Regions from separate parts of the Mus musculus genome. Here all the other regions are linked to region 2. A link is a loop called in an ENCODE intact Hi-C map of the cell type or tissue named here. Cell type or tissue: left cerebral cortex. All regions are shown on one strand. Links, peaks and the distances in the headings refer to the core of each region. The heading gives the core; the rest is flanking DNA. Region 1 holds the start of Def6 (differentially expressed in FDCP 6). Region 2 holds the start of Fance (Fanconi anemia, complementation group E). Region 3 overlaps Def6 (differentially expressed in FDCP 6).

Region 1 (9,837 bases), core at 1,270-9,269, 100 kb before region 2:
TCTCAGCTGGGTCTTGTGTCCTCCCTTCTCATCCCCTCGGGAGTACATACAGCAACACTAAGATGGTTGGTTTTTGGTTTTTGGTTTTTTGGTTCTTCGAGACAGGGTTTCTCTGTGTAACCCTGGCTGTCCTGGAACTCACTCTGTAGACCAGGCTGGCCTCGAACTCAGAAATCCGCCTGCCTCTGCCTCCCAAGTGCTGGGATTAAAGGCGTGCGCCACCACATCCGGCATTGTTTTTTTTTTTTCCCTCAGGTTCTGCACGATAGCCCTGCTTCCCACAATGGCAAAGGGCAGCAGGTTGGAGACCGAGCTTTCCGCTGTGGCTACAAGGGCTGTGGTCGTCTCTACACCACTGCCCATCACTTAAAGGTAAGGCTGGCAGGTGGCTTTGAGCCCCGCCTCTTCCCTGTAAGACTGCTCTGGCGCCACCCTGGCCCCTCCCCATGTCACCTGCAGGAGGGAAGATGCACATGCACAGAAGTGTCCACATAGAAAGCTGGGACACAGAGTGTGGGAGGGAAGAGAACCAGCGGACTCAGCCAGTCCCATCCCTGAGCTACGGGTTTGCTTTCCCTCGCAGGTCCACGAACGAGCTCACACAGGGGACCGCCCATACAGGTGTGACTTTCCCAGCTGTGGAAAGGCCTTTGCAACAGGTAACATATCTGGATGAAGGCAAGGTCTGAAACCAGTTGACAGCAAAGGGTTCTAGATCTACTTGGGGACCTCACAAAGGTGGCCAAGCACAGACTGTGCTGTCCCAGAGAGACCACTGAGGTGTCTCTGAAGGACCTTTGGAAGAGGCTGGGGCACAGGAGAGAGGCCTGTCTCTTGTATCAGCTCTGGCAGCCACCAGCTGTAGGCTGCTGAAGCCTGTGGCTTCTCTGGCTTTGTTTGCTCTGGGAAACAAGGGCCCTCGGGCTCAGCTTCTCTAGGCTCCCTCTGAGATTCATGCTCTGGAATGTCTCCGTCTGGCCTTACAAAGCGTCCCAGGGCACTGTGGGCTTTTCCTTGGCAGGATGGGTCAGGGGCTGTCCTGGGCCTGTGGAGCATCCTGGAACATCACTTAGGATAGAGAGCCTCTAAGGCAGGCAGGCAGGGATGAGGCTTCGCTGACCACTCTTCTTATATCACACCACACATGGACAGGCTATGGGCTAAAAAGTCATGTTCGTACTCACACGGGTGAGAAACCATACAAGTGCCCAGAGGAGCTGTGCAGCAAAGCCTTCAAGACCTCAGGGGACCTGCAGAAACACGTGCGGACCCACACAGGTAGGCTGGGCCCTGCTGCCCCATCCCCAGGGGCTCACTCTGCTTTTCAGATTGAGGCCCAGAGCCCAGAGCTGTCCTTTCTTGCTCTGGCCCTCCTGAGCTGTCCCTCAATCCCCTGTCTGCACAGGTGAGCGCCCATTCCGGTGCCCTTTTGAGGGCTGTGGCCGCTCCTTCACCACATCAAATATCCGCAAGGTACATGTGCGCACCCACACAGGCGAGCGGCCCTACACCTGCCCCGAGCCCCACTGTGGTCGTGGCTTCACCAGCGCCACCAACTACAAGAATCATGTGCGCATCCATACAGGTGGGCCAGCTGGTGTGTGAGGAGCCCCTCCCCAGACCCCACCTCCCCCTTCTGTGGGCTTCTGATCGGGGACCTCTCAGCTCCAGCCTTCTCTGCCAGCCAGCCACTCCAGGCTGGGCAGGGGTGGGTACCCCAAATGCTGTCTCACCTACCATGAGCAGTGCCCCATTGGTAGCTGGGTCTAGTCCGACAGTCCTGTTCGCCTCTGTAGAGTAGGACAGCTCCTAGCCGCACTTGGATGGAAATGTCACCTGTGTCTCCTTCAAGCATCTACTCTGCACGTGACTCTGGGGTCCAGTCTCCAGTGCCAGCCCCTGTCTAGCTTCCCGCCATCTCTCAGCCATTTCTCCCATCCTGACACTGTGTTCTTTACCCCACTGTCTCTCCTCTTATGCCTGCAACTCTTAGCCCCGTACCCCACCATTGCAGTGTCTGCCCTCACTCCCCTTCTCTAAGTGCCCCTTACTCTTTCCACCTTGTCTCTGGGTGCGGAGGTCCCAATCTCGTGCCCTCCTGTCTTCCACAGGCCATCTTCCCCAACTCCTGCCCCCAAGTCTCAGTTCTCAGCCCTTTCCCCTGGCTTTCCTGTCACCAGTCCTGTCCCCAACCCTATCCCCTTAGCTTCCCCCTTGCCAGCCCCAGTTCCCACCCCCCTCACAGCCCAGTGTCCCCAGGGGAGAAGCCATACGTTTGCACGGTGCCAGGCTGCGGAAAGCGCTTTACGGAGTACTCGAGCCTGTACAAACACCACGTGGTGCACACACATTGCAAGCCCTACACGTGCAGTAGCTGTGGCAAGACCTACCGGCAAACCTCCACCCTGGCCATGCACAAGCGCAGCGCACACGGGGAGCTGGAGGCCACGGAGGAGAGCGAGCAGGCCCTGTATGAGCAGCAGCAGCTGGAGGGTGAGGGAGCAGAGAGTGGGAGGCAGGGCCACAGAGCCTCTCCGGACATCTAGCATCGAGTAACAGTCTAGGCTCTCTTTTCCTAGCCGCCTCTGCTGCTGAGGAAAGCCCCCCACCCAAACCAACCCACATTGCTTACCTTTCGGAAGTGAAGGAAGAGAGCAGTGCCATCCCAACCCAAGTAGCCATGGTGACGGAGGAGGATGGGCCCCCTCAGGTGGCTCTGATCACTCAGGACGGTACCCAGCAGGTAGAAGCCCTGGGGATGGGTGGAGCAGTCTCCCAATGGCCCCTGAGGTCCTCGGCCTCACCTCCACCCAAGCACCTGTTTTGCCTTTATGGGCTTTAGAGAGCTAGATCTGAGGGGACCAGTGTGTCACCCAGCCCTGCTCCTCCCAGTGTCCTCATCTGAATGACATGCCTGTGCTTAAGTGGGGTCACATCAGGTCTCGAGGATCTTGAAGTCAGAAGTCTGCCAGTGTTGTGGCCACAGAGTACCTTGCCCCTTGGCCATACCTCATTGTCTAGTGTGCCTCTTTCTACTAGGGTGAAGAGGAAGGCACGCTAGGTGGAGGCCCTGACCTGCATGCAGGGGGTTACAGAGGCAAAGTAGTGGGAGGTGCAAGTGCCAGAGAGAGGCCTTGCTGCTGCTTCTGTAGCCGTGGCCCTGCGCTGTGCCAGTGCCCAAGCCCAGTGCTCCCACCCCTGACTCCAGCTCATGTCCCTCCTGTCTGCAGGTCAGCCTGTCCCCAGAAGACCTGCAGGCCCTGGGGAGTGCCATCAGTGTGGTGACACAGCACGGCAGCACCACCCTCACCATCCCCGGTCATCATGAAGAACTAGCCACATCTGGCACACACACGGTCACCATGGTCAGCGCTGATGGCACGCAGACTCAGCCCGTATGACCAGGCACTTTCCTTGTTCTCTGTGTAACCTTGTCATGGGGGTCAGAGGGCATTACATGCACAGACCAAACCATCCAAGATTTCATGAGACAAAGACACCATAAAAGTCTCCCTGCCAGGCCTAGTGGTATGAGCCTGTAGTTGTAGCTAAGGCAGGAGGACCACAACTTTAAGGTCAGTCTGGGCAAAGCAAAGTATGGGGTACAGCTCAGTCATAGAGCTGCCATCTGGCATGTGTGAAGTCCTAGGTTCAGTTCCCAAGACTCAACCACCCAGACTATTTATTTATTTATTTATTCATTATATGTAAGTACACTGTAGCTGTCTTCAGACACTCCAGAAGATAGCATTATAGATGGTTGTGAGCCACCATGTGGTTGCTGGGATTTGAACTCAGGACCTTTGGAAGAGCAGTTGGTGCTCTTAACCACTGAGCCATCTCACCAGACCCCAACCTCCCAGACTTTAAAGTCACCCCTCAAAGGCCAGGTGTGGTGGTACACACCTTTAATCCCAACACTCTGGAGGCAGAGGCAGGAAAGCATCTGTGAGTTCAAGGCCAGCCTGATCTATATTATAACAATTTCTAGGACCACAAAGAGAGACCATGTCTCAAACAACAAACAAATCCAGTCCCCTAGGGCTGGAGAGATGGCTCAGCGGTTAAGAGCACCGACTGCTCTTCTGAAGGTCCTGAGTTCAAATCCCAGCAACCACATGGTGCCTCACAGCCATCTGTAATGAGATCTGATACCCTCTTCTGGGGTTTCTGAAGACAGCTACAGTGTACTTACATATAATAAATAAATAAATTTTAAAAAACAAAAAAATAAAAAACCAGTCCCCTCAGCAACCTTCATCCTTAAAAGCCTTTGGCAGGCAGCTCCAGGCAGCGTATCTGCCATAGGTGTACTCCCTGCGATTTGGAACTAAGACAGCTCCGGGTCAGCCTGGACAGCTTACTCAAAAACACAAAGCATGGGAAGGACTGGGTGTAGCTTGGTGGCTCTGAACACCAAGTCCCTAAGTTCAGTCCCCAGTGCTGTCTCTACCAACCTGACAGCCTGCAAGAAAATCGTGCAAACTAAAGAGAAAAATGCAATCACAATCACCTCCACAGCGCAGTGACCTTGTCCGTCCCGTCTGTGCTGCCCCAGCCATGGAGCAGGTGCAAGGTCTTCTGCTTCTGTGTCTCCAGGTCACAATCATTACCTCTGGGGCCTTGGTGACTGAGGACTCAAGCGTGGCGTCTCTTCATCACCAACAGGTGGCGCTGTTGGCCACAGCCAACGGAACACACATCGCAGTGCAGGTGGGCTGAAGACTGGAGGGAGAGGGAGCCTGAAAGGGAGTGGGGGTGGGGGGCGTGGGCAGTGAGGGAGAGCTCAGGCCCCCTCTGCCTATACAAGGAGACTGGGGAGTCCTTCACCTTGGGGTGGCTGAGGCAGCACCTGTGCTTCACGCTTAGTCTCTCCACCTGGGAGACAGAGAAGCTGGAGCGAATCCTCTCTAAGGCGTTTTCCAGCCAGTTGCTGTTCTGTGAGCCAGCTGATGTCTAACACAGAGTAGCCTGTGGTCTGCCCAGGACGTGCCTAACAGGGCTCTTTACCAGGGAGTTTTCCTCTAGTAGAGCCCTAATAAGAAAGAGCCTTTAACCCCAGCACTTGGGAGGCAGAGGCAGGTGGATCTCTGAGTTTGAGGCCACTCACTACAGAGTGAGTTTCAGGACAGCCAGGGCTACACAGAGAAACCTGTCTCGAAAACCAAACCAACCAAGGGAGTGGGTGGAGCACACAGGTCTGTGGGGTCTGGAAGGGAGGAACTGACCTCTCCCCCTGCTGCACCTCTCCACAGCTGGAGGACCAGCAGACCCTGGAGGAGGCCATAAGCGTAGCCACTGCTGCTATGCAGCAAGGGGCTGTGACCCTGGAAACCACAGAGAGCGGCTGCTGAGCCCAAGAGGACCAGCTCCCACACCACACTGGAGAAGGCTCCATGCTCACAGGCAGCCCTGCCTCCGGGGCCCCCAGCCACAGCTGACCCCAAGAAGATGGCCGCATAGGCCTCAGGGGTGATGAGGCAACAGGAAAATGGCCTCTAGTGGAAAGGTCTGTGGGCTACACCCAAGATGAGGGCCAGGCAGCAGGCAGTCGACACTGAGCTTGGTCACCAGGCTGCCAGACACCTGCGTCCCTCCCTTGGCAGGATATTATTCCTGCTCTGTCCACTCCCTTCCTCAGGGAGGTGGTGACTAGGTGGACGAGGACTGGCCTCCACCCTGGCTGCTAGTACCACCAGGGGAAAGGCCGACAGCTTTCAGCCCAGCGCCTCCCAGCAATAACCGTCTCCTGGGGCTACGGTGGCCAAGATGCCTAGCCACTTGGCACCAGGGACTTCCCACCACCACAGTCAGAATTAATTCCTCAGGGGCCTGTGGCTGGAGTGAAGGTGCCTCTTCGCTTGTCTGTGGCAGAGAGGCAAGCGAGTGGCCTGTACCCAGACTGCTGGGGACTGGGTTTCATTTGTTTTGTGGTTTGGGTTTTTAATCCTATTTTGATAATTTTTTTTCCTGCTCTGGGTGGTGGTGGCAAACGGGCGGATGAGTATTTAATAAAAGTTGCAAGTTTCCACCTGGGCTCCTCCATCATTTCAGTGCTGGTCCCTGGTGGCAGGGCTGGCCAAGCTCCAGCCTGCTTTCCTAGCCCTGCGTGGCCTCAGCGCCCACCCATGCAGCAGGTGGCTCTCCATGGGTCCAGGCAGGAAGAGGCCCTAAGAGAGGTGAGCTCTGGGACCCGCTGGTAGGCTTTTGCCCACACCTACGCCAAACAGGACCCGAGTGGCTGTGCTTCTTCCTGGGCTGTGGCTGAATCTGGGGTAATGCCCGGGCTGCCAGAATTCTGGGTCTTCTGCCTTGCCATCATTGAACAGAGCCTGGACCCTTCCTTCCCTGCCACCATCACTACATACAACCTCACCAGGGTTCCAGTGACTTCTTCCCAGTGCTAACATCCCGGCTCTGTAACCCAGTTAGGGGGCAGGATGTCTAAGTTCATGCCGTGAGACCCCAAAGACACAGGGGGACCCCGCTAAAGAACCCCCAAAAAGAACGTCAGAAGGCCAGAGCAGCCACAGCTGGACAGGTTCTGGCACCTCATGAAGAGCAGCTATAATGCTACCCACAGCTGTGTAGGAACACTGTGGGAACTGTGGGAGCCTCTCCCTCCCTCCTCGTCATCTCTCTGTATGATGCTCTCATGAGCCCCCAGCCCCTTCCTGCTGACAGAGCCAGGAAATCAGGGACCAAGTGCATAAGATTATCCTCTCCTGGGACACCTAAGGAAGCCCTCATTTGCTGTTGCTCAGCTGGGATCTTTTCTCTCCTCCTCCTCCTCTTCCTCTCCTCCTCCTCTTCTTCCTCCTCCTCTTCCTCCTCCTCTCTTCCTCTTCCCCCTCTCCTCCTCTTCTTCTTCCTCCTCTTCCTCCTCCTCCTCCTTCTTCCTCTCTCTCTCTCTCTTCCTCTCTCTCTCTCCCCTCCCTTCCTCCCTCCCCCCTTCTGGGCTTTTTTATAGTTTGTTTTTGAGACAGAACTGTTCTTCATAGCCTAGGTGGTCTCAAACTCATCCCAAGGTTTTAGAACTCCAAGTGAGGAGCAAGTGGAGGGGCTGGGTATATGCCCCTGTGAGTGAGTAGGTGGATGGGTGGAGCACAACTCCAGAATTAGCTTCCACTGACTTCATTGAAATTTAATGGCCACCATGATCTGTGTGGGCATTGCATCTGAAGAAGTGGAGGCTGCTGAAGAGGGCTCTGCCCATGGCCTGCCCTGCCCCTGACTGGATTTCTGACGTGAGCCCCACTGTCAAGGTCACCCTGTGTGCCTAAATACAGGCTCTGGTGTCTTGAAAGCCATCAAGTACAAAGTGGGCAGTATTCTGAAGTTTCTTTTAGAGCCAAGGCCCGGGGAGGGGGAAACAGCAAACCAAACTGCCAAGGCACCCTGTCGTGGAGAAGCGGAGAAGCAGCTGGCTCTGTCCTTCCTCCGCTGGGTTGCTTTTGCTTGGGTAGAACTCTGCACTGAGCTTCTGCTGGGTGGCTCTAAAGAAATATCCTGTCCCGGGCCTACAGGGCCTACAGTTTTCTTTCTGTCCAGTCTCAGGCACCCACACAGCTCTGTGAGGTAGGAACGTACTAAGAGTAGACTGTTGGGGCTAACTCATCCAATCGCTTCCACTTGGTAAGCTTGACTCCTGATCCTGTGTCCCTCCAAGTCTGGAAGGGCCTGCTTCCTCTCTCTAGAGCTACCACTGGGAGCCTGGGAAGATCCTGAGGCAAGCAGGCTTCTAAAGTGACTATCTGTGCTGAGGGAGCCAGGGCCCAAAGGAGGGCTCCAGCTCTGGGAGGGTCAGCCCTGGAAGCAGAGCGTGGCGAGAGCAGCTGGCTAGGCCCTGGAAGCAAGAGGGAACAGGCAGGTGGAGCTCTCGCTCCGCTCTGCACCAGGGCCTCTCTGCGGTCTGCAGCCGTTTGCATTTCCTGAAACCGGATCTTGGTGTCAGAGCCGCCCCTGGGCCGGGGCGGGCGCCTCAGCCATGGCCCTGCGCAAGGAGCTGCTCAAGTCTATCTGGTACGCCTTCACTGCACTGGACGTGGAGAAGAGCGGCAAGGTCTCCAAGTCCCAACTCAAGGTGAGTGGCATCCTTGGGGCTCAGGGGAGGCTGACTCAACGTGCCAGCTCCCACCCCAGAGAGTCAGCCACGGAAGCCTTTGCTACTGGCAGACACCTTGCCATCCAGCAGCCCTGGCCCCGGGTGGAGCGCTGACGGGGCCACAAAGGCAGCGTAGCTCAGTGGATGCTCCCCAGAGGGCTCATGCCACCAGAAGCCACTGTCTAGAACCAAGTACCCTGACTGGACAGACAGTAGAGGTGGCATCACGAGGTTCCGAGATTGAGTAGCCAGGCCCCTTCCCGGGCTCCTTGTGGGTTCCCCAGCGTCATGCTTGGGCACGTACCCTGCTCCTCCCTGTGGCTTCCTCATGGCTTTGAAGAAAAACAGTTAGTGCTTGCCCTTGGCTCTGAGAGCCTCCTCCATTTGCAAAGCAAGCTGGCGACTTGAAGCAAGCGGTAATGTGGGCCACCTATCAGCGCAGGAACAGAACAGGTTGGGAGATTTATCTTATAAGACCTCGGGCTGAGGGTGTCGGGGAAGCCGGGTCTGAGAAAACCTCTTCCGTGACCACACACACACACACACACACACACACACACACTCTACTCACCCCCATCATCTTAAAACCATTAGGCCTGGACAGTTCCAAGGAGCGGAAGGAGCTCTCTCCTTCCTGGGTAGGTGTCTTCTTCCCAGGGGAGAATGTAGGAGAAACCAGCAGAAGTCTAGGCTGCTGGAGCCAGGGAGTGTTGGGCCAAGTGTCAGAGTAGCCTCAACCCTGCTAGGGATCCAGTCACTCTCTGTAAATACTTTACCTGGAGCACCACAGGAGGCTGTGTCTGCCTCCCACTCGCCCCTCAAGATCTGGGTATTTACAATTTCCACTGTTCACAACCATGATAGGAACCCTGGGAGGCAGATGGCACAGAACAGGCATGGCCCACCTCTGTCTCAACTCCGACATTGCTGAAGCTGGGTCCTATGAACTTAGAAGCTCTAGCCAGCTCCATCTACCCAGCTGAGCTGGCTTTCTGAGCATCTAATGACTAAGGTTCTACTGCCCCAGGAAAGAGAGTCCAGTACCACCTCTGGTTCCCTAGAGAGGCAAGGTTAGCCCTTCCCATGTCTGCCCAGCTCTCGTCACCGAGTTGAGTTCTGCCCAGAAAGAAAAACAGGTCATCCAGACACCAATCCTGTAGAAACTGTGCCCCCCCCCCCCACACACACACCTTCCCCCAAACCCTGTCTCTTTAGTACTCCACCACATGGCTTCTTGCTCCCAAGATACTATGTTCCATCTCTGTGACTTCTGACCCCTCTCCAGGCTCTCTGTGTGCCTTGTGTGCATAGTGTGCAGCCCTTGGTGTCATCAGTTAGAAAGGCCTCCCAATTAGAGCCCCCCCCCCCGTTAGCTTCTGACCAGCCCCTTCCTGCCCCACTCCCACTCCCCAATGCCCACAGGTTGGGAATTTCTGGGGAAGAACCTCTGAGCGCATATACCCTTAAACTGTGCTCCTCCCTGCTCGAATCGAGCCCTCTTGTAGTGACATCTCTGGCCAGAAACAGTAAATGTCACTCACATCTGCCTCACAGGAAACCTGTCCACTCTCAAACTAACACTGAGAGTTTTGGGGCCATGTGAATGAGAGGCAGAAATGTCAGGACCCTTGCATGTGAGGGAAGGGTCCCCCCCCCCCAACCTGGGCCAATGTGGTGGATGCTGGGCCGGGAGGGAAGTAATGACATTGCTGGAGGTGGGGAGAGTCAGAGAG
Region 2 (9,837 bases), core at 1,630-9,629:
ACCATAGAGGTACGGGACAGGTCTGGATCTCTGGGAAGCATTGGAAAGACGTAAAATTACTTGGGGTCCAATCTGGCTATTGCAAGCTGAGTCCCTTAAGGTTTTTGAGTATATCAGGAGAAGAAGGGCTTCCTTGTCATAGAGAAGAAAGAGCCCAGAATGGAAAGGAACATGCCAAGGTTACCCAGCCTATTTTAGGCTAGCTCAGGTCTGCTTCCCTTATCATTTTTTAAAAAAAGAGATGCTATTTATTTATTTAAAGTATGTGAGTACACTGTTGCTGTCTTCAGAAACACCAGAAGAGGGCATCAGATCTCATTACAGATGTTTGTGAGCCACCATGTGATTGCTGGGAATTGAACTCAGGACCTCTAGAAGAGCAGTCAGTGCTCTTAACTGCTGAGCCACCTCTCCAGCCCTCCCCTTACCTTCTTTCTCTCCCATTTTTGTGTCCGGGCTCTGCACGTCCACTAAGGCTTTCCATCAGACATTCACACGTTAGTACAAGTTAATTTGCCAATACCTAGAAGCCATCCATCCTCCCAGGAGAGCTGGGGTTTGTTTGGGCAGAAGGAGGGATTAGTGTACAGACTGACACCTGCGGGTTTTCTAAGCTGGAAGAAAAGCAGACCCAGTAAGAGGCCAAAAACTCAAAAGGATGTTTACTATGAGAGATGCCAGTGCTCCCTTCCTGCCCAGGGTCGGGAAAGGTCAGGAGAGCAGCAGCCCAGACAAAGTTGGGGCTTTTGATTGTAACAACCAGGGGCTGGTCTGGTTCACTCCAGTCCTGATGGCTTCCCGACTCTTCCAGCCTCTCTGCTCCCACTCTGCTGCCTCCCCAGTCCCAGGTGTCCTGTGACCTCTGACGAATCAGCCTCCACCTCTAGCTTTAGAATTTGTGGTTGAGCTTAGTAGTAGAGCAGTGTTCACCTAAGAGCAAGGTCCTGGGTGTGGTATTTAGCTGGGGGTAGGGAAGGGCAACAGGATGGGGCATTAGATGGGATGGACTGACAGACAGACTTTGACTTAAAAATCTTCCCAACAGCGCCCCATCCCCCAAGCTCCACCAGCCAGTCTGACCATTAAGACAGCGAGCTGACCGGGGGCACTTGGGGTACAGTGCAAGTTCTGCTCAGGATCTCAGGGTCATTTTGTTTGGAAAGTGTTGATCTGTGTGTGTTGGTCAAAGCACCATGACCAAGGCAACTTAAAAAAAGAAACAGTTTGTTGGGGGATTACAATTCCAGAGTGTCAGGGTCCATAACTGTTGTGTCCCGCCAGCAGATCTCAGGTCTGGGTTCTAGCCTGGAAAGGCATTTTGGAAACCTAGAAGAGAAGAGGGGCTAGGCGGCGAGAGAAAGATGCAGCTAAGACAGCCATCCTGATCAAAGCTCAATCTTACTATTCCACACGCAGTTATGAAGCAGGGGAAGGGGGCCCGATTCCCGCCAAATAATCTTGGAGTCCAGTAGCAGGGTGACCACGTGTGTGGCTCCAGAACAGCAAAGCGCCAAGCTCCAGCAGTGGGCGTGGCAGAACGATTGCGGCTCAATCCCGATGATATAAACAGTGGGACCTTTAAGGCTGGGGGAGGGGAGGCTACACATAACAATCAAGGCAGGAGTGTAGCTAGCTAGCAGGCAGGCAGGCATGGCACTGGAGCGGTAGCTGAGAGCTCACATCTCAGCCACAAGCAGGAGGCAGAGAGAGAGACAGAGACAGAGAACTCGCTAACTGGGAGTGGTTTGGGCTTTTGAAATCTCAAAGACCATCCCCAGTGACACACCTCCTCCAACCAGGACACACCTCCTAATCCTCCCCACACAGTTCCACTAGCTGGGGACCAAGCACTCAAACATATGAGCATATGGGGCCATGCTCATGAAAACCATCACTTTGTTTATTTGTTTGTTTGTTTGTTTGTATGGCTGCATGCATGCCTGTGCATCGTTTGTATGCTTGGTGCCTTTGAAAGCCAGGAGAGGTGTTTGGATACACTGGAACTGGAGTCACAGATAGTGTGAGCCACCATGTGGCTGCTGGGGCCTGAACCCAAGTCCTCTGCAAGAGCAGCCAGTGTTCTAGCCCTTGTTGTGGATTTTTGAGACATGGGCTAGCCTGGACCTTGATATTGTAGCCCAAGCTGGCCTCAAACCTGAGTGCTGGAACTGAACCTAGTTCCTCCATGAAGCAGGAAGTGTTCCTAACCACGAAGCCATCCCTCCAGTCCCACATGGTAGCTTTTCTTGTTTGTTTTTTCAAGACAGGCTTTCTCTGTGTATCCCTGGCTATCATTGAACTCTGTAGACTAGGCTAGCATTGAACTCAGGGATCCTCCTGCCTCTGCCTACCTAGTGCTAGGATTAAAGGCGTGCGCCACCAGCACCTGGGACACTTGATACCTTTTTACACTGTCACTGTCTTCTGACACACCAGAAGAGGGCATCAGATCCTATTACAGATGGTTGTGAGCCACCATGTGGTTGCTGGGAATTGAACTCAGGACCTCTGGAAGAGCAGTCAGTGCTCTTAACCGCTGAGCCATCCCTCCAGCCCCATTGATATCTTTTTAATGGTTAAAAAATAATTTCCGGGCCGGGCAGTGGTGGCACACGCCTTTAATCCCAGCACTTGGGAGGCAGAGGTAGGTGGATTTCTGAGTTGGAGGCCAGCCTGGTCTACAGAGTGAGTTCCAGGACAGCCAGGGCTACACAGAGAAACCCTGTCTTGAGAAAAAAAAAAATAATAATTTCTGGGCTGGTGAGATGGCTCAGCGATTAAGAGCGGTATAATAATAATAAATAAATCTTTGGGCCAGAGTGAGCAGGTACTGAGCAAGCAGAGTTGACCAGAGTGAGTGGGGCAGACGAGAGTGAGCAGAGGTCCTAAAACTCAATTCCCAACAACCACATGAAGGCTCACAACCATCTGTACAGCTACCGTGTACTCACATACATAAAATAAATAAATCTTTAAAAAATAATAATAATTTCCACGTAGTTGAGCATGGTGGCTCACACATGTAGTCTCCAGACTTGTGAGGACTAAGAAATGAAGGTTGCTTTGCGTTTGGGCCAGCCTGGGCTATATAAGACCCCATCTCAACCACCCACAAAAGCATTTTATATAGTCTAATGGATCAAAATTATGTGTGCAGTGTTATCAACTAATTCAATCAATGTAAAGTATTTTAGTCTTCCTTTTATTTTAGGCCCTGAACACCTATGAATTTGGATCATTCAGGTGCTCATAGGTAACAGGTACCGTACTGGAGGATGCACAGTGGGTGTGAGAGATTCCTGAGACTTCCCCTTCCTGGGGCAGGGCCTGGGTGAGAGCCGAGTTTACTACAAAGCCTTGCATGCAGTTGGCTCTCTGTAGATGCCACCTGAGTGAGCAGAAAAGCTTCTGACAGGAACCATAGCCCCTCCCAGGAGCCTCAAGCCTGGCCACTCACACAGGAGTTCAAGGCCCCAGCACAGAGCCTCGCTCGACCCTGAGCAGCAGGAGATGCTGAGGGCAGATGGCACACTGGCCCTCTAGGATGCTAAGACCTGGAGGGCCGGGGGGCTCAGGAACATTTTGTGCCACCTGAGGCTGTTTTGGGACTGTATTGGGAGAGTGTGTGAGCCACCCTGGGGCCACAGTGGAAGGAGAACAGTCAGGATTCAGTGTTTGGCATCCCTGTGGATAAAATGTGGGCCTTTGACATCTTGCTCAACCACACCCACCGCCTGAGGTACCTGTGCCCAGGGCAGAAGAGCAACCAATGTTCCTCCTTGGATATCCTCAAGTCAGCATGGGAGGGCTAGCAGCAGGGGTGGGGGTGGGGGTGGGGTGAGGGTGGTGGGATGGAGGAATGGCCTCTGTCCAGCTCGAAGGTTCCATCAGCCTCATCTGCGGGACTTGCCTATGAACCACAATGGTACCTGGTCAGCGACCGACCGAGGAAAAGCAACGCCCCGGGGAACACTGGAGGGAGAGTGGGGCCTTCTGCGAGAAGAAAATAAGGATGCTACAGGCAGGTGGAGGTTAAAGTGGGTGTCACCAGTCACTTGTATTCCAGTTGGAAGGCTCTGGAAGGTCTGTTGAGCTCAGTACTGGAGGACTGGAATGAGAGCCTGTGGTGTGTGTTGGGGGGGAGTGAGGGGGGTCACCTATCATCACTGTGTGAGGTGAGGACCCTTCATCTCCCCAAACTATGGAAGAAAAAACAAAGGCCTGGTCTATGTAGCTTGAAGAGGCAAGTGGGATGTGGACTCCAGTGTTCGGGTCCAAGCTGGCACCAGAACAAAGAGGAAAGGAACTCCGAAGGAAGAGGAAACAGACTAGGTGGAGGAATGCTTAAGAGACCTATGAGGCTCAAGCCTGGCAGTGGGGGCGTGCACGCCTTTAATCCCAGTGCTCGGGATGGAGGCAGAGGCAAGCAGATCTCTGTGAGTTCCAGGCCAGCCTGGTCTACAGAGTGAGTTCCAGGACAGCCAAGGCTACACAGAGAAACCTTGTCTCAAAACAAGCAAAGAAAACAAAACAAAATTCAATGTCATCCTTGGCTACATAGCAAGTTTGAGGCCAGCCTGAGCAACAGGACACCCTGTCTCAAAAGAGTAAACCAAAACGTTAAAAAAGAGAGAATGAGAGATCTGTGGGTGTGTATACCTTTAATCCCAGCTCTTAGGGGGCAGAGCTTGAGGCCAGTTTGATCTACACACAGCCAGAGCTACATAATGACAGCCTGTCTCAAGCAAAACAGAAACAGAAGCCACTCAAAGCTTCCAGCACAGGTGTTAACGTGGCTAGTGTCACGTAGGGGCCAGGAAAGGGAAGTCCTGGGGCTCCCATGGGGCCACCTCCTGGAACCATCCTAGAGGTAGTTTTTGAAAGGGGGGGGGGAGTTGTTTTGAGGAATTTCTGCTGCCCCCTGGGTGCTCTGGGGGCCCCGTGTTTACGTGGGGAGTGGGAAGGGTCCAGATGGTCATGGATTTAAGAAGGCTTCGTGACAAACTCTTCTTCCGTGCACTCCCGACCCTGGCTGGCCTCCCTGAGGCTGACCTCAAGTGTCCACAACCCACTTTGGCCTCATCACTGAACATCCATTAGCCGGCAGCTGCACCAGCTAAGGCCACCCATAGCCCAATGCAGTGTTCTAACGTGGCTCCAGAGGCACAGCTGAGGGTCCTGTCCTTGTATATTGCTAGTATTTAAGTTGAAAAGAGGTTCGTGGTCCGCTGCTCTGAGACAGAGTTCTAGAAGGGTCTCCATTAAGGCGCTTCACTGCCACCTGCTGGAAGACGGTGGTATAAACGTCAACCCTACAAGTGGAAGGAGGATCCTCACCTCGCCACCTTTCCCACTTAAAGAGCGTGCTTTGGTACTGTGTATAACATGGAGAAAATCACCCACCAGACTTGAGAGTCCTTTTCTACTGGAAGAAAACAGCTTGAATCGGATTCTTCATCTCTCCTTTTAGCACCTTTCAAACAGATCTGGTTTCCACTGGAAGAAATATGTCACCAGGGGACCAGCTCTGAGGGTTCAAAGCCAAGTGCAGTTCCCAGTTTGCTATCTAGTTTTCGTTTGCAGTTTAAGCTCAGCAGTTCCAACTCGCAAGCCTAGTCTACTCTGCCATCATGGGCTCCTAACTCTCTGGAACCATAAGCCCAAATAAAATACTCTTATACCAGTTGTTTTGGTCCTGGTGTTGTTGTTTAAAGATTTATTTATTTTTTATGTGCATTGGTGTTCTACCTGCCTGTCTATGAGAGGCTGTCAGATCCTCTGGAACTGGAGTCACACAGTTGTGAGCTGCCTGCCAGGAATTGAATTCTGGTCCTCTGGAAGAGCAATCGGTGCTCATAAACACTGAGCCATCTCTCCAGCCCCTAGCCATGGTACTTTATCGCAGCAATAGAAAAGTAATACAAGCCGGACGTAGTGGCACACACCTTTAATCCAAGCACTTGGAAGGCAGAGGAAAGAGAACTTCTGAGTTCAAAGCCAGCCTGGTCTACAAAGTGAGTTCCAGGACAGCCAGGGCTACACAGAGAAACCCTGTGTCAAAAAAAGAAAAGAAAGAAAGAGAGAGAGAGAGAGAGAGAGAGAGAGAGAGAGAGGAAGGAAGGAAGGAAGGAAGAAAGGAAGGAAAATAATACAATATCCATGAAGGCTGGGGCTGGGACTGGGTCTCAGTATGATCGCCCAGCAGGCACAAGCCCTCAGTTTGCTCCTTGCTAGGAATATGGGCAGACACCCGTAATCCCAGTAGTTGGGAGGTGGAGGCAGGAGGCTCAGAAGTCCCAGGTCATCCTGAGTGACACATCAAGTTGGCAGGCAGCCTAGGTTACATGAGAACCAGTTTTGTTGTTGTTGCTGTTGTTCTTTGTTTGTTTGTTTGGTTTGGTTTTTCAAGACAGGGTTTCTCTGTGTAGCCCTGGCTGTCCTGGAACTCACTCTGTAGACCAGGCTGGCCTCGAACTCAGAAATCTGTCTGCCTCTTCCTCCTAAGTGCTGGGATTAAAGGTGTGCACCACCACTGCCAGGCTGAGAACCAATATTTTTAAAATATCCACCATAAATGTAATGCATTATATAAGAAATATAGATGATGTCTACCCTAATGTGACAATATTGTGCCATGTCCAACTTGCCAGACTTCACCTGTGAGTCTGTCCCCTATCAGCTATGGCTAAAGCCAAAGGCTTCTGGGTTTTTCTTTCTGCTTTATGGAGTTGGAGCCAAATCATTCCTAGAGACCAGCAAGCCAGAGAAAGATGTGCTCTTCCAGATTGTGCCCTGGCCTTGCTCCTGTACTTTTGGAGGGTTGGGGTGGGGGGGGGGGGGACATGCACTCTTCTTCCCTTAGCTTTCAGCTGCCAGGAGAACAGGGAAAGAGGCTGGAGAAATGCTCAGCGTTAAGAGTACTGACTGGGCAACAACAACAACAAAAATCTAGAGCCAGGCGTGGTGGCGCACGCCTTTAATCCTAGCACTTGGGAGGCAGAGGCAGGCAGATTTCTGAGTTCGAGGCCAGCCTGGTCTACAGAGTGAGTTCCAGGACAGCCAGGGCTACACAGAGAAACCCTGTCTCGAAAAACAAAACAAAACAAAACAAAAACAAACAAACAAAAAGTACTGACTGGGGGCTGAAGAGATGGCTCAGTGGTTAGAAGCACTGTCCCTTCTTCCAGAGGTCCTGAGTTAAATTCCCAGCAACCACATGGTGGCTCACAACCATCTAGGAAGGGATCTGATGCCCTCTTCTGGCCTTCAGATGTATATACAGTAGAGCACTCATGCATTAAAAAACTAAAAAAAAAAAAAAAGCACTGGCTGCTCTTCCAGAGGTCCTGAGTTCCAATTTCCAGCAACCACATGGTGACGGTGACTCACAACCATCTGTAATGGGATCTGATCGTCTGAAGACAGCTACAGTGTACTCATAGACATAAAATAAATAAATATTAAGAAAGAAAGAGGGGCTGGCGAGATGGCTCAGCGGGTAAGAGCACTGACTGCTCTTCTGAGTTCAAATCCCAGCAACCACATGGTGGCTCACAACCATGGTAATGAGATCTGACGCCCTCTTCTGGTGTGTCTGAAGACAGCTACAGTGTATTTATGTATAATAATAAATAAATCTAAAACAAAAGGAAGGAAGGAAGGAAGGAAGGAAGGAAGGAAGGAAGAAAGGAAGGAGAGGGGAGGGGAGAGGAGGGGAGGAGAGGGGAGGGGAGGGAAGGAAAGGGACCTGCTGGGTGAGAAATTTTAGTGGTGACTGGTAATCCCTTGGGGCTTTGCTTCAAACCCTCCACCTCCTCCCCTGTGAGCTGAAGTTTCCCAGCCTGGGGTGGGGGAGGAGGAGGATGCGTGGGTGTCGGGATGAGGAGAGGACCACAGTGAAGAAAGGCTCTTTACAAGTCTTTGATATTTTTTTTAAACTTTACTGTTTTGTAGAAGGATTTTGGTAGAAAAAAACAATAAGCTATAACTGAGCTGTCCCATGCTGTCTGAAGACTGTTCGTTTTTAGGCCCTGTCCCCAGGGACCATCTGCTTTCCTTGACTTCTGGGGGACTGCACTGTACATTCCTCAGGGGGTGAGGATATTGTCCTGGACTTCTCTGAATGTGGAAACCTAAACCAGGTTTAGAACTCTGCCCCACTTCTACCCAGATGACTCAAATGCGAAGCCTTAGGCAGTGAGGTCCTGGTTGAGGCTTGGGGGAGGTCCCAGCTGTACTTCTTAGGGCCCACATCTGCCACAGTTCCTCTGTGGAACACCGAGAAAGGAGGTTACTAGAAGAAGGCATTTTCTTTTTCTTTCTTTCTTCCTTCCTTTCTTTTTTTCTTTCTTTCTTTTTTTTCTTTTTTTTTTTTTTGTCTTTTTGCCTTTTCTCCCACTTTGTGAAGCAGTAAAGACCTCACCTTTTCCAACTAATTCTTTTGAAATAAATAGTTTGGCTTAGATCAAAATCAGCTCAAAAATGCTGCCATGGGTTCCCATGATAGAGTAGAAAGCCAATGTCCTCTGTGTGACCTCAAGCCTGGTAGCCTCTCTGATCTCCTCTTCAGCCACCCTGCAGCTCCAGGGCCGTTGCCCTGTTTCTTCTCTTCCTGTAGCAACCTCCCTACAGACTCCCTGACCTGGACCTTATTGGGTTCATTTTGCCTGGTCATCCTATTATAAGGCATCTCAATTTATCTCCTTTTTTTTTTTTTTCTTCCTGAAAGTAACTGTCACGGTCAAAATATTTGATAATTTGTGGCTGGGGAGATGTCTTATCAGTTAAGAGGCCATATTGCTGTCTCACAGAGGACTAAGGTTCAGAACACATACATACTATATACACATAGAGATATTTCCCAGCTACACATACACATACGCCCCATACACATGAGTAAAAATAGAAATGTAAAAGGATAGGAACTAGAGAGATGGCTTAGTGGTTAAGAGTGCTAATTGTATTCGTAAAGACTGGGGTTTCTCAGCATGCGCGTGCAGTCTTAACTGCCTATAACTCAAGTTTCAAAGATTTTGATTTTCTCTTCTGACCTTCCAGGTCTCCTGCACACATTTGGCCCACATACATATATATACACACAGGCACACACACACACACACACACACACACACACAGAAAAGGCAAAATGGAAACAGAGTTGGAGGGATGATGGCTCAGCGGTTAAGAGTATTAGCTGCTCTTGCAGAGGACCCCACATGTAAATTTACAGCCGCTAACTCCAGTCCCAGGACATCCCACGCCCTCTTCTGGCCTCCGCGGGCACTAGACATAGTGCATTTACATATATACAAGCAAATCACCCATACGCATAAAATAATTTTTGCTTTTTTTTTTTTTCTCGAGACAGGGTTTCTCTGTATAGCCCTGGCTGTCCTGGAACTCACTCTGTAGACCAGGCTGGCCTCGAACTCAGAAATCCGCCTGCCTCTGCCTCCCGAGTGCTGGGATTAAAGGCGTGCGCCACCACGCCCGGCATAAAATAATTTTTGAAAAGAAACATTTTAAAAAGACGTGGAGAAGGACTAAGATTAGGCAGCAGTATAGTACAGCCGCTCCATCAAGCGCGGATCAGATTGGCTCCAGACGCAGGAACCGGCCCCGCCCCTTCGCGGGCTTCTCGTACTATGCAGGGAGTTAAGTTGCTTCCTGATGCCCTCGCTCCGTCCCCGCTCCGCCCCTCTCCTGGACGCTCTCTTACAGGTCTGGTTAGTTGATGGTCCCGCCCCCTCCCGATGATCACGTCCCTTCCGGCCCCGCCCCGATCGCTAGATCCCGCCCCTTCAGGCTCTACAGGGTGCTCCGGCTTTCCTTGGCTTC
Region 3 (9,837 bases), core at 1,234-9,233, 83 kb before region 2:
ACCAAACTTTAAACTAGGGTGTCATTCCTCAAGAGATACCTGCTTGGTTTGTTCCTTTTCTCTTTGAGTGTGTGCATATGCATGTGTGTGCCTGTGTGTGTCTGTGTCCCACACACATATGCATATGGAGGTCAGAAGTCATCCCCTGATGTAATTCCTTCAGGAGCCATTTACCTTATTTTTTTGAGATAGAATCTCTCACACTGGGACACGGGGTTCACCGATTTAGATAGGCCGATAGGCCAGCGAAACCCTGGGACTCTCTTCTCTCTACCTGCCAACACTGGGATTATAGCAGGCCTCATCATGCCTGCCTGTTTCCTTGATGCTGGGCTAGGACTCAGGTGTGCATTCTTATACCACAAGCACTTTCCAATTGAACTACCACCCACCTCAGCAACCTCAGTTTCTTTGGTTTTGAGACAGAGTCTCTCACTGGTGCGGATCTTGCCGTGTAAGTTAGGCTGGTGGCCATCACGTTCTGGCATCTGCCTGTCTCCACTTCCTCAGTGCTAGTACAAAAGCATGTACAGTCATACCCAGCTTCGATGACATCACACCCGGCTCTGATGACATCACACCCAGCTTCGATGACATCACACCCGGCTCTGATGACGTCACACCCGGCTCTGATGACGTCACACCCAGCTTTGGACACAGACTCTAGGGACTGATCCTTTTATAGCTGAGAATTTCATACAACTTGTCTTGATCATACTCACCTCCCATTCCCTAACTCTTCCTCGGCTCACCCCTCCTTTTTCCCTACCCAACTTTGTATCTTTTTTTTTTTTTTTTTGAATCTTTCAGGATAATTTGTGTCTTACCAAGTGCTACACTCTTCCTCTCCCAGCAACTAACAATTTGCCAGTAGCACCACTGCCCAACCCCCCCGTCCTTTCTGGGATTTGGTCTGGCATGAGCTTGCACAGGCTTTGTGTATGCTGTCAAATATGTGTGTGCTCATTCGTGCATCTGCCCTGCCAGGTCCAGAAGATAATGGTTCCTTGCAGTCACCAGCTGCCTCGGGCTCTTACGGTTTTTCTACTCCCTTCTGAAGTGATCCCTGAACCTTGGGAGGGAGTTTGCAGTTTATCTTTTCCGTTTCGGGCTGAGCATTCTGCACCCTGGCCAATTGTGGATCAGTGTGTTAAACACCATCTACTGACGACAGGAGCTTCCCAGCCTAGGGAATGCCTATGAGACATTAGGAGTCAGTTTCATACATACATTTAGCAGCACGATCATTTTGGGCTCTCCTCTGGGGCTTATGACCTGTGTAGGTGTGAAGTGTAGATTTTGCTACCCCGCCTAAGCTCTGGGAATGGCCAAGCAACCAGCCCCCACCCAGCTTCCCTTGAACCCAGGGATAAAGACACAGACACACACGTTGTTCATTTTCAACTTGCCTTCTTGGCACTATTCATGGGCATTATTAAACTCCTATGGCTAGCATGCCCTTATCAATACTCTTAGCTCTGCACCTCCCACCTGCCCTAAACTTTAGTTGCTCAGTACATCTAGTCCCTGCTAAACACCCCTGACCCCCTGCATGTAGGAGTGGCCTGTGTGGCCACTCCGTTTAGAGGTCTCACATGGCTGGTCAACTTTTTTCCATCTGAAGCATGACGAACTCTCCTCTCCTTCCTTGGATCTGTCTGCTTGCCTCCAGGGACCCGGAGGTCCCGCCTATCCCTTCTGCCCAGCAATTGGCTCATGGCTTCTTTACTGACAGATCAAGAACCAATTGGAGCTGGGGAGCCGGGCAGTGGTGGCGCACGCCTTTAATCCCAGCACTTGGGAGGCAGAGGCAGGCGGATTTCTGAGTTCGAGGCCAGCCTGGTCTACAAAGTGAGTTAGTTCCAGGACAGCCAGGGCTACACAGAGAAACCCTGTCTCGAAAAAACCAAAAGAAAAAAAAATTATTAAGGGCTCCTCATACTCCAGAGACTGGGGCAGAGGAGACTTTTGAGGTAGGAGGCCAACCTGGGCTACACAACAAAACCTTGTCTCAAGAGAAAATAGTTCCCCGAGGCATTATCCCTTTCTGTTGCACAAAGAAACAGGTGTTGGGTAAGGCTCCAGATATCTCAGAGCCAATTACGTTCTCTATGAAGTAAGGTCCGACAGGAATATATGACTGTAGATAAATGTTGTATGGAAAACACTAGTGCAGAGCTGGGCACGTTGTGGTACACGCCTTTAATCCCAGCACTTGGGAGGCAGAGGGAGAGTTTGAAGCCAGCCTGGTCTATAGAGCTAGTCTAGGACAGTCAGAGCTACACAAAGAAACCCTGCCTCAGAGAGAGAGAGAGAGAGAGAGAGAGAGAGAGAGAGAGAGAGAACACAAGAGAACACTAGGGCAGAAGAGCAAGGATGTCAAACACACCCTGCATTATCAGTATCTCCAAACCCTTGAAGAACGAGTGCCATTTAAGAGACCAGGTGGAAATCAGCAGTTGTAGGTGCTGAGTGAGGCTCCAGGCACATGTTCAAGCATGTACTATGTACTAAACCTTGTGGAGAGATACCAAGAATAAAGTGGCTCGCACGCACCCCGTAACTAACGATCCACCCCAGACCATGCATACTCCTGGCAGGGTAGGAACGGTCCCAGAGAAGATGGTCAGCCAAGAGAAAGAGGAGGAAGCTGGAGCTGGGGTACTACTGGGGCAGATGTGGCTCCTATGTCAGCGAAGTCACTTGGCCTGGGCCATCCTGTAGGTGCTTCCGGACCGCGAAGGAAAGCGCTGCATGTTTTGTGTGAAGACTGCCAGCCGCACCTATGAGATGAGCGCCTCAGACACCCGCCAGCGCCAGGAGTGGACGGCCGGTGAGTGCCGGCCTGGGTCTAACTGGGCCTGTTCACCGGAGTGACCTTTGGGGCCCCTTTGCGGTGGTGACTAGACCAGGGCTGACTCCGTCCGGCTCTGCCCTTAGCCATCCAGACTGCGATCCGGCTGCAGGCGGAGGGGAAGACGTCGCTGCACAAGGACCTGAAACAGAAGCGGCGGGAGCAGCGGGAACAGCGCGAGCGACGCCGGGCAGCCAAGGAGGAGGAGCTGCTGCGACTGCAGCAGCTGCAGGAGGAGAAGGAGAGGAAGCTGCAAGAACTGGAGCTGCTGCAGGAGGCTCAGCGGCAGGCCGAGCGGCTGCTGCAGGAAGAGGAGGAGCGCCGCCGTAGCCAGCACAAGGAGCTGCAGCAGGCTCTGGAGGGCCAGCTGCGGGAGGCGGAGCAGGTGAGACTGGCCCAGAGGGCGGGGCCGGGGAAGGGTTGGGGCGGGGTTATGACCGGGGCGTGACAGGAAGAAGAGCAGGGCGTAGTCCATGGTCTGGAGGATGCTATGGGCGGGGCCTAGATAGGGTGGAGCCCATTGGCTGAAGGATGGACCTAAGGTAGAGACTGAAAGATGCTGTGGGCGGGGCCTGAGGGGCCCTTAGGGGAATAGGTTGGAGTAGAGCCTGGATGCTTTGGGCATGGCCTAACGAATGTTAGGGTAGGGCCGGAACAAGGTTAGGGCTAGGGAAAACCCCTGGTAGAATGAGACCTGGTTCAGAATTCTTTTCTGGAGGCAGGACTTGGGCCGAGGAAGCTGCTTAAGGCTTCTTGATTGCAAATAATTTGGAATGAAATCAATCTAGACTTGAACTAAATTTTAACAAAACCAGTTTGGGGACCATAAGACGGGATGCATGTGAAGGGCAGAGTAGATGCACAGAAGCAATTGACTTTAAATTTTAAATTGAGAAAACGCAATTCTAGAGCTGGCTCAAAGGATAAAGGTGCTTGCCACACATACCTAGCGTCCTGAATTCCGTTCCTGGAACCCCAGAAAGATGGGCAGAGGGAACCGGCTCCACAACGTTGTCCTCTGACCGCCACAGGCATGCTGTGGCATGTGTGCCCATTACACCTCCGCCTTAAGAGCTGTATGAGCTCAGACATGCACTAAGTCTCTCCGTATCAGTAACTAGAGCTCTGTATATGGAAATGGGACGAGGATTCTGTGAAGGAATAGATGTAAGGAGTTTAATAAAGCCAGGCAGGTGCTACTTAGTGAGTTTGAGGCCAACCTGCACTACCTGAGATCCTGTCTCAAAGAACAAAGTAGGTCTAAAATGATAGCCTCACAGTTAAGACCACTGGCTGCTTTTTCAGAGGACCAAGCTTGAGCTTGTGCACCCACATGGGAGCTCATAGCCAGCCAGCAGATCGCACACCCTCTTCTTGCCTCTGCGAGTAGTGTTCTCATGTGGTGCACAGACATATGCAGCCAAAACACCCATGCATATGAACTAATAAAACTATAACAACAACAACCTGGGTGGTGGTGGCACACGCTTTTATTCCCAGCACTTGGGAGGCAGAGGCAGGAGAATCTCTGTGAGGTCGAGGTCAGCCTCAGAGAAACTTGGTCTCAGAAGAAAAATAAAAGCGTTCAATAACTTGTGGTTATTGTAATAATTGCAGTTCCTGGCACCCGCCATAATGATATTATAATTGTTAGGGTAGGAGCTAGGAAGGGATTACCTTCGTTTAATATGCTGGTTTATTGTAATATAACGTATTATGATGTTTAATTACATGTAATTATAACCGGTGTTGTTTTGTGTGAGGCTGGATAGCAAACATACAGCCATGGGCACATCAGGTGAGCCCTCTGCTGCTGAGCTACAGCCCCAGCAAGCGTCTAATTATTCTTTCTAAGGTCAGTGCAAAAACAATAGGAGGATTCAGGGTCTTAAACAGGTCAGATCAGGAAACCCCAACTAAAGACCCTCCATACACAGAGCCAGGAAGAGTTAGGGTTGGGGGGTTGGGGAGTTGGCTGGGGAGGGGGCAGTAGCCTGTCTTTCTCCTCCGGTGTCCCACTGATTCGCTCTTTGCTCCCCACAGGCCCGGGCCTCTATGCAGGCTGAGATGGAGCTGAAGAAGGAAGAGGCGGCCCGGCAACGGCAGCGCATCGCTGAACTGGAGGAGATGCAGGAGCGGCTGCAGGAAGCTCTGCAACTAGAGGTGAAAGCTAGGCGGGATGAGGAGGCCGTGCGCCTCGCCCAGACCAGGTAGGCACGGTGGCCAGGGAACCTTTCCTGCCAGCGCCCGCGCGGACCCTCCCTCCCCGGCTCTGAGATGTCCCTGTGCACTCTGGCAGGCTGCTGGAGGAGGAGGAGGAGAAGCTGAAGCAGCTGATGCATCTGAAGGAGGAGCAAGAGCGCTACATCGAGCGAGCGCAGCAGGAGAAGCAGGAGCTCCAGCAGGAGATGGCGCTGCAGAGCCGTTCCCTGCAGCACGCCCAGCAGCAGCTGGAGGAAGTGCGGCAGAACCGGCAGAGGGCAGACGAGGACGTGGAGGTGAGACAAGGCCGGGAACCGGGAGAAGCTGGGGGAGCCAGTGTGTCACTGAGCCGGACCCCAGAGCCAAGCTACCTGTCTGCCAACTCGCATTATCATCAGCTGGCTGTGCCATCGCCTACAGATTGCCTAACCTCTCTGTCTGAAGTCTCTTATCTGTGAGAGGAAGCAGATACCACGTTACCACTACAGAACAAGCTTAGTTTAAGCATGGTATTTAGTATGTAAATGCTGAACACACCTGTGGCTGTGTTTGCCAATAGTATTATTAACCTGGGCAGGATTCCCCACCTCCTAGCCTCCAAAACACTCCCCGGAGCTTGAATGCCTGTAGAAAAGGTTCTAGGTTGTTGTTGTTGTTGTTTTGGTTTTAGATTTGTTTCTTTTTTAATCTCTTTTAAAACTTATTAAAATGTATGTGTATGTGTGCTTTGTCTGCATGAATGTCTGTGTACTACGTGTGAACAGTGTGCACAGAGGCCAGCAGGTGTTAGTTATTGCATCCCCTGAGTCTGGAGTTACAGTTGTAAGCTACTATATGGTGCTGATAGAGTTCAACCCTGGTCTTTTAAAAGCAATCAGTACTTTTTTTTTTTTTTTTGGTTTTTCGAGACAGGGTTTCTCTGTATAGCCCTGGCTGTCCTGGAGCTCACTTTGTAGACCAGGCTGGCCTCAAACTCAGAAATCCGCCTGCCTCTGCCTCCCGAGTGCTGGAATTAAAGGCACGCCCGGCTTTAATCTTTTTTTTTTTTTTTTTTTTTTTTTTTTTGGTTGCAATCAGTGCTTTTTACTCCAGCCCAATGATGTGTTTTTTCTTAAAGTAATTTAAAAATGTTTTATTTATTTTATGTATGACTGCTCTGTCTGCATGCCCACCTGCATGCCAGAAGAAGGCATCAGATCCCATTACAGATGGTTGTGATCCAATGTGCTTGCTGGGAATTGAACTCAGGACCTCTTGAAGAGCAGACAGTGCTCTTAACCACTGAGCCACCTCTCCAACCCCCCAATGATGTCAGTCATTCATATATATATACACACACACATATACATTGGTTGAGTTCTAGGCCAGCCTGATCTTTAGAATGAGTTTAGGACAGACAGTTACATACCCTACCTATTTTTTTTTTTTTTTAATTTTTAACCGGGGCTGAAGTGGTAGCTTAGTGGTTAAGAGTACATGCTGCTCTTCCAGAGGACTGGAGTTCAGTTCCCAGCATCCACAGGCTACAAGGCTACAGGCAGGATCTCCTGTAACCCACGCTGGCCTTTAACTCATTATGTAGCCCAGGCTTTGACCTCCCTCTCCTCTACATCCCAAGTACTAGAGTTACAGGCATGGCATGCACCTCACCACCATGCCCAGCCTTACAGGACTTCCTGGGGGGTAGGGGTGGGGGATGGGTAGCTGTGATCAGATTCTCAGGGCCTCTGAAGATGACCAGGCCAGCAGCCTCCACCACCACGGATGGCAGTTCTGACCCACTCCCACCGCCTTGCCCCATAGGCTGCCCAGAGGAAGTTGCGCCAGGCCAGCACCAACGTGAAACACTGGAATGTCCAGATGAACAGGCTCATGCATCCGATCGAGCCAGGAGGTGAGCCTTCCCTGGCTTGGGAGGAAGGAGGGGAGGCTGCCAGATCACCCGGATCATGAAGGAGGTGGAACTGAAGGTCAAAGGTTTCCCTTCTCCCAGAGCAGAGGCACAACCCTCACCTCTCCCATTCTGACTCACATTTTCCCTTTCTCCCTCTCTTCTCTCTGCCAGATAAGCGACCCACCACCAGCAGCTCCTTCACGGGCTTCCAGCCCCCTCCGCTTGCCCGCCGGGACTCCTCTCTAAAGCGCCTGACCCGCTGGGGTTCCCAAGGTAACAGAACCCTCTCAGTCAATAGCAGCGAACAGAAGTCCCTCAATGGTGGAGATGAGACTCCCATCCTAGCTTTGGCCTCTCAGGAAGAAAAACTGGATCCAGCACCAGGGAATTAGCTCCGACCACCCCCTTGTTCTTCCGATGCTGTGTCTACGGACTTGGCCACAGCAGGCCTGTGGGTGATTCCTGGTGCTACCACCTGCCGACCAAAAGCCGATCAAGGATTGAACTTGGTTGCCATTCTCAGCAGGCCGAGACCGTGGAGGCTGTTTGAGATATTAATACTTGAGAATATGGTTGTGTGCTTCAGTCTCAAGGATCTGGGACCAGAACTGGGAAAGAAAAGGAATGACCAAGACAAGATCATACGCCCCTCCCTCCAGACCAAGTTATGGAGACATACTTCCAAATAAAACTGCTCACAACTGCCCACTGCTCCTGCCCTTCCCTCCCTCCCTTCCTTTATCCATCCCTCCCTCCAACCACCTCCCCATCCCTCCCTCGAGTTCAAGTTCTAGGTCCCAGGGACAGCAGGTGTGGCAAAGTGGTTAGGAACACGGACTGTGGGCTGAACTAGGCTCTGCCATTTTCTCACGGGTGAACTTCACGCCCCCCCATACACACATTGGTCTATAGAGAGGATCATAATCCCTGATGTAGCAGGCCTGAGTGGAGCGTCGTCATTACTAGTATCTGAAAGTGTTTATTGAGCATCTACTGTCTACCTGGAGTCCACCCATGTTACGTCATTCGCAAAGAACCCCTAAGTGCTGGACGGCTGTTATCACAGTAACAGAGGTCCAGGCAGGTTGGGTAACTTGTCCAAAGCCTTCCAAACTTTTCCCATTTTCTCTGACTAGTGGTCCTTGTTCTCCTAGACAAGACTTCTGAGATTCTAGATTCCATTTCCATACCCCTCATCCCAAGCCTGGGACATCCACTGGGGTCCCCGTTCATTATACCCTGTACTTCTCTCTAGAATGGGTTACGTCTGGATTGTCCCCTTGCGAGTGTGTTAGGTGCCAGTTCCTCCACGAGGGCACTATGTCTGGGAGACTGTTGAGCCTCCTGGGAAGTGGTCACACTATGCTCTCTACTGCTGTCCTTCCTGGATGTAAGCGATCTCTGACTGAGCTACATCACCGTGCCTACCGCATCATGACAGAGCGAGCCCTCAGAAACCTAAGCCAAAAGAAGTCTTCCCTCCCTTGGGTTGTTTGTGTCAGACACTGTCACAGTGACACTGAATGACTAATACAAGGTCCTTTCCCATCCTCATAGCTGCAGAGTGTGAGCCATTAATTGACTCCTCCACTCGGCCCCACGTTTAGTAAGTCACTACCCCTGTGGTGCTATGACCAGAGGCCACTGCCTTCTAACCTGTCAGCTCCTAGTTAACTAAGAGCTTCCCGGACTCCCTTCTAATTCTGCTGCCCGGATGGGTGTTTGGAAATCCTGCCCAGCCCTTGCCGCTGTCCAAAAGACTTTGTTTGGATTAAGACAGGCTCTCACTTTATAGCCCCGATGGTCCCCAACTGAGGCTCCTGCCTAAGTCTTTCAAGTTCTGGGGATACTGGTAGACACAATCAGGCTTAGCTACATCCAAGAGTTAATTTAATTATATTCTCTATATTCTCTCTGTGTGTCTGTCCGTCCATCCGTCTGTCTGTGTGTCTGTCTGTATGCACACACACACACGCACACGTGCGCACACACACACTCACATCATGGTGAGTGTGTAGAGGTCAGAGGACAACTTTCAGGAAACAGTTCTCCTTCTACCATGTGGTCCCAGGTCATCAAACTTGGCAGCTGGTGCCTTTACCTGTTGAGCCACCACCCTGGACCTGCAGAATGACTTTTGATAGTCACGCTTACTTGCCCCTGTGCCCTGTGGGACACGAAGGCCATAGTCATCAAGCCAAGAAGACCTGCTACAGTTCTGCTGCAGGGGCACAGCCTCAGCTTCTTCCTCTTGCTCTTCTAGGTCTCACTATGCGCTCCTTTCTCCTCATTTCTAAATGTTGGAGGTCCTTGAAGACAAGGACATGAATTCCTCAACGCTGTCCCCAATGCCTGGCACAGAGCTTGCTCCTAAGAAAACTGTGTACCAAACATGTCTTGAATGAGTGGGATGTGTGGCTGGGTGTGGCACAGTTAGAAAGTGAGGACATTGCTGAGACTGGAGATCAAGTCCGTCCAGCATCAAACCCAATGATTCCTTACCACGGGCCAGGGGTTTGCCGTGAGCTATTATCTGGGAAGGGTTCCCTGCTTTCCTGGAGTTTGCTTGCTATCTCATCGCAAAGGTCACAGCCTTGCAAGTGCACCCGATGCACTTTCAAGGAAGTTTGTGACATTTAAAGTGTCACGAAACTCCTGCTAGCGCTAGCGTGAGGGCACAGAGCTGAGGGGTAGGAGGTGAAGTCCGAACTCCATGTGCTATGGGATAACTAAGGGAAGCAGGTCCCGCCCCACACTAGGAGTGGAGGCTGCCCAGGCTTGCCTGGTCTGCTGTGTTTCTGCAGTGCTGATGATGGCAGCTGATGGGGTGGTGGGTCTGGATTTGGACCTGGGAGGAGTTAGGGGAAGGAGTGAGCATGACTATGGT

Evidence for each region. A loop is a pair of places that touch in the nucleus more often than their neighbours do. Peaks named below come from ENCODE experiments on the same cell type or tissue, not always from the same donor. Only the 100,000 strongest peaks of a DNase experiment are listed, where the experiment ranks them.
Region 1: it touches region 2 in a loop (3-fold over the local background); 9 of 42 quality-filtered maps call a loop at or near these places.
Region 3: it touches region 2 in a loop (8-fold over the local background); 37 of 42 quality-filtered maps call a loop at or near these places.

The regions. Positions count from the first base shown.
Region 1 is chr17:28,199,856-28,209,692 of GRCm38, forward strand. Zfp523 (zinc finger protein 523) reads left to right here. Exons shown (of 14, transcript NM_001357995.1): 6 at 256-372; 7 at 584-659; 8 at 1,153-1,278; 9 at 1,406-1,585; 10 at 2,260-2,493; 11 at 2,580-2,743; 12 at 3,231-3,395; 13 at 4,600-4,713; 14 at 5,256-6,031. The coding sequence ends at 5,354. Def6 (differentially expressed in FDCP 6) reads left to right here and starts at 7,923. Exons shown (of 11, transcript NM_027185.3): 1 at 7,923-8,083. The coding sequence starts at 7,988. In left cerebral cortex, for the core only: CTCF peaks have their summits at 4,647 (motif pointing right), 4,856 and 7,882; DNase peaks (open chromatin) are centred at 4,667 and 7,894; H3K4me3 peaks cover 598 bases; H3K27ac peaks cover 1,035 bases.
Region 2 is chr17:28,303,736-28,313,572 of GRCm38, forward strand. It overlaps Fance (Fanconi anemia, complementation group E), which reads left to right and starts at 9,795. Exons shown (of 10, transcript NM_001163819.1): 1 at 9,795-9,837. In left cerebral cortex, for the core only: CTCF peaks have their summits at 5,288 (motif pointing left), 7,257 (motif pointing left), 9,272 (motif pointing left) and 9,540; DNase peaks (open chromatin) are centred at 5,275 and 9,296; H3K4me3 peaks cover 501 bases; H3K27ac peaks cover 225 bases.
Region 3 is chr17:28,220,948-28,230,784 of GRCm38, forward strand. Def6 (differentially expressed in FDCP 6) reads left to right here. Exons shown (of 11, transcript NM_027185.3): 6 at 2,725-2,833; 7 at 2,941-3,239; 8 at 4,898-5,064; 9 at 5,154-5,352; 10 at 6,860-6,950; 11 at 7,122-7,661. The coding sequence ends at 7,342. Among named protein-coding and RNA genes, the nearest start is that of Ppard, 6.9 kb to the right of the region's middle. In left cerebral cortex, for the core only: CTCF peaks have their summits at 3,173 and 5,286 (motif pointing right); DNase peaks (open chromatin) are centred at 2,795, 3,283 and 5,266; H3K4me3 peaks cover 1,712 bases; H3K27ac peaks cover 2,142 bases.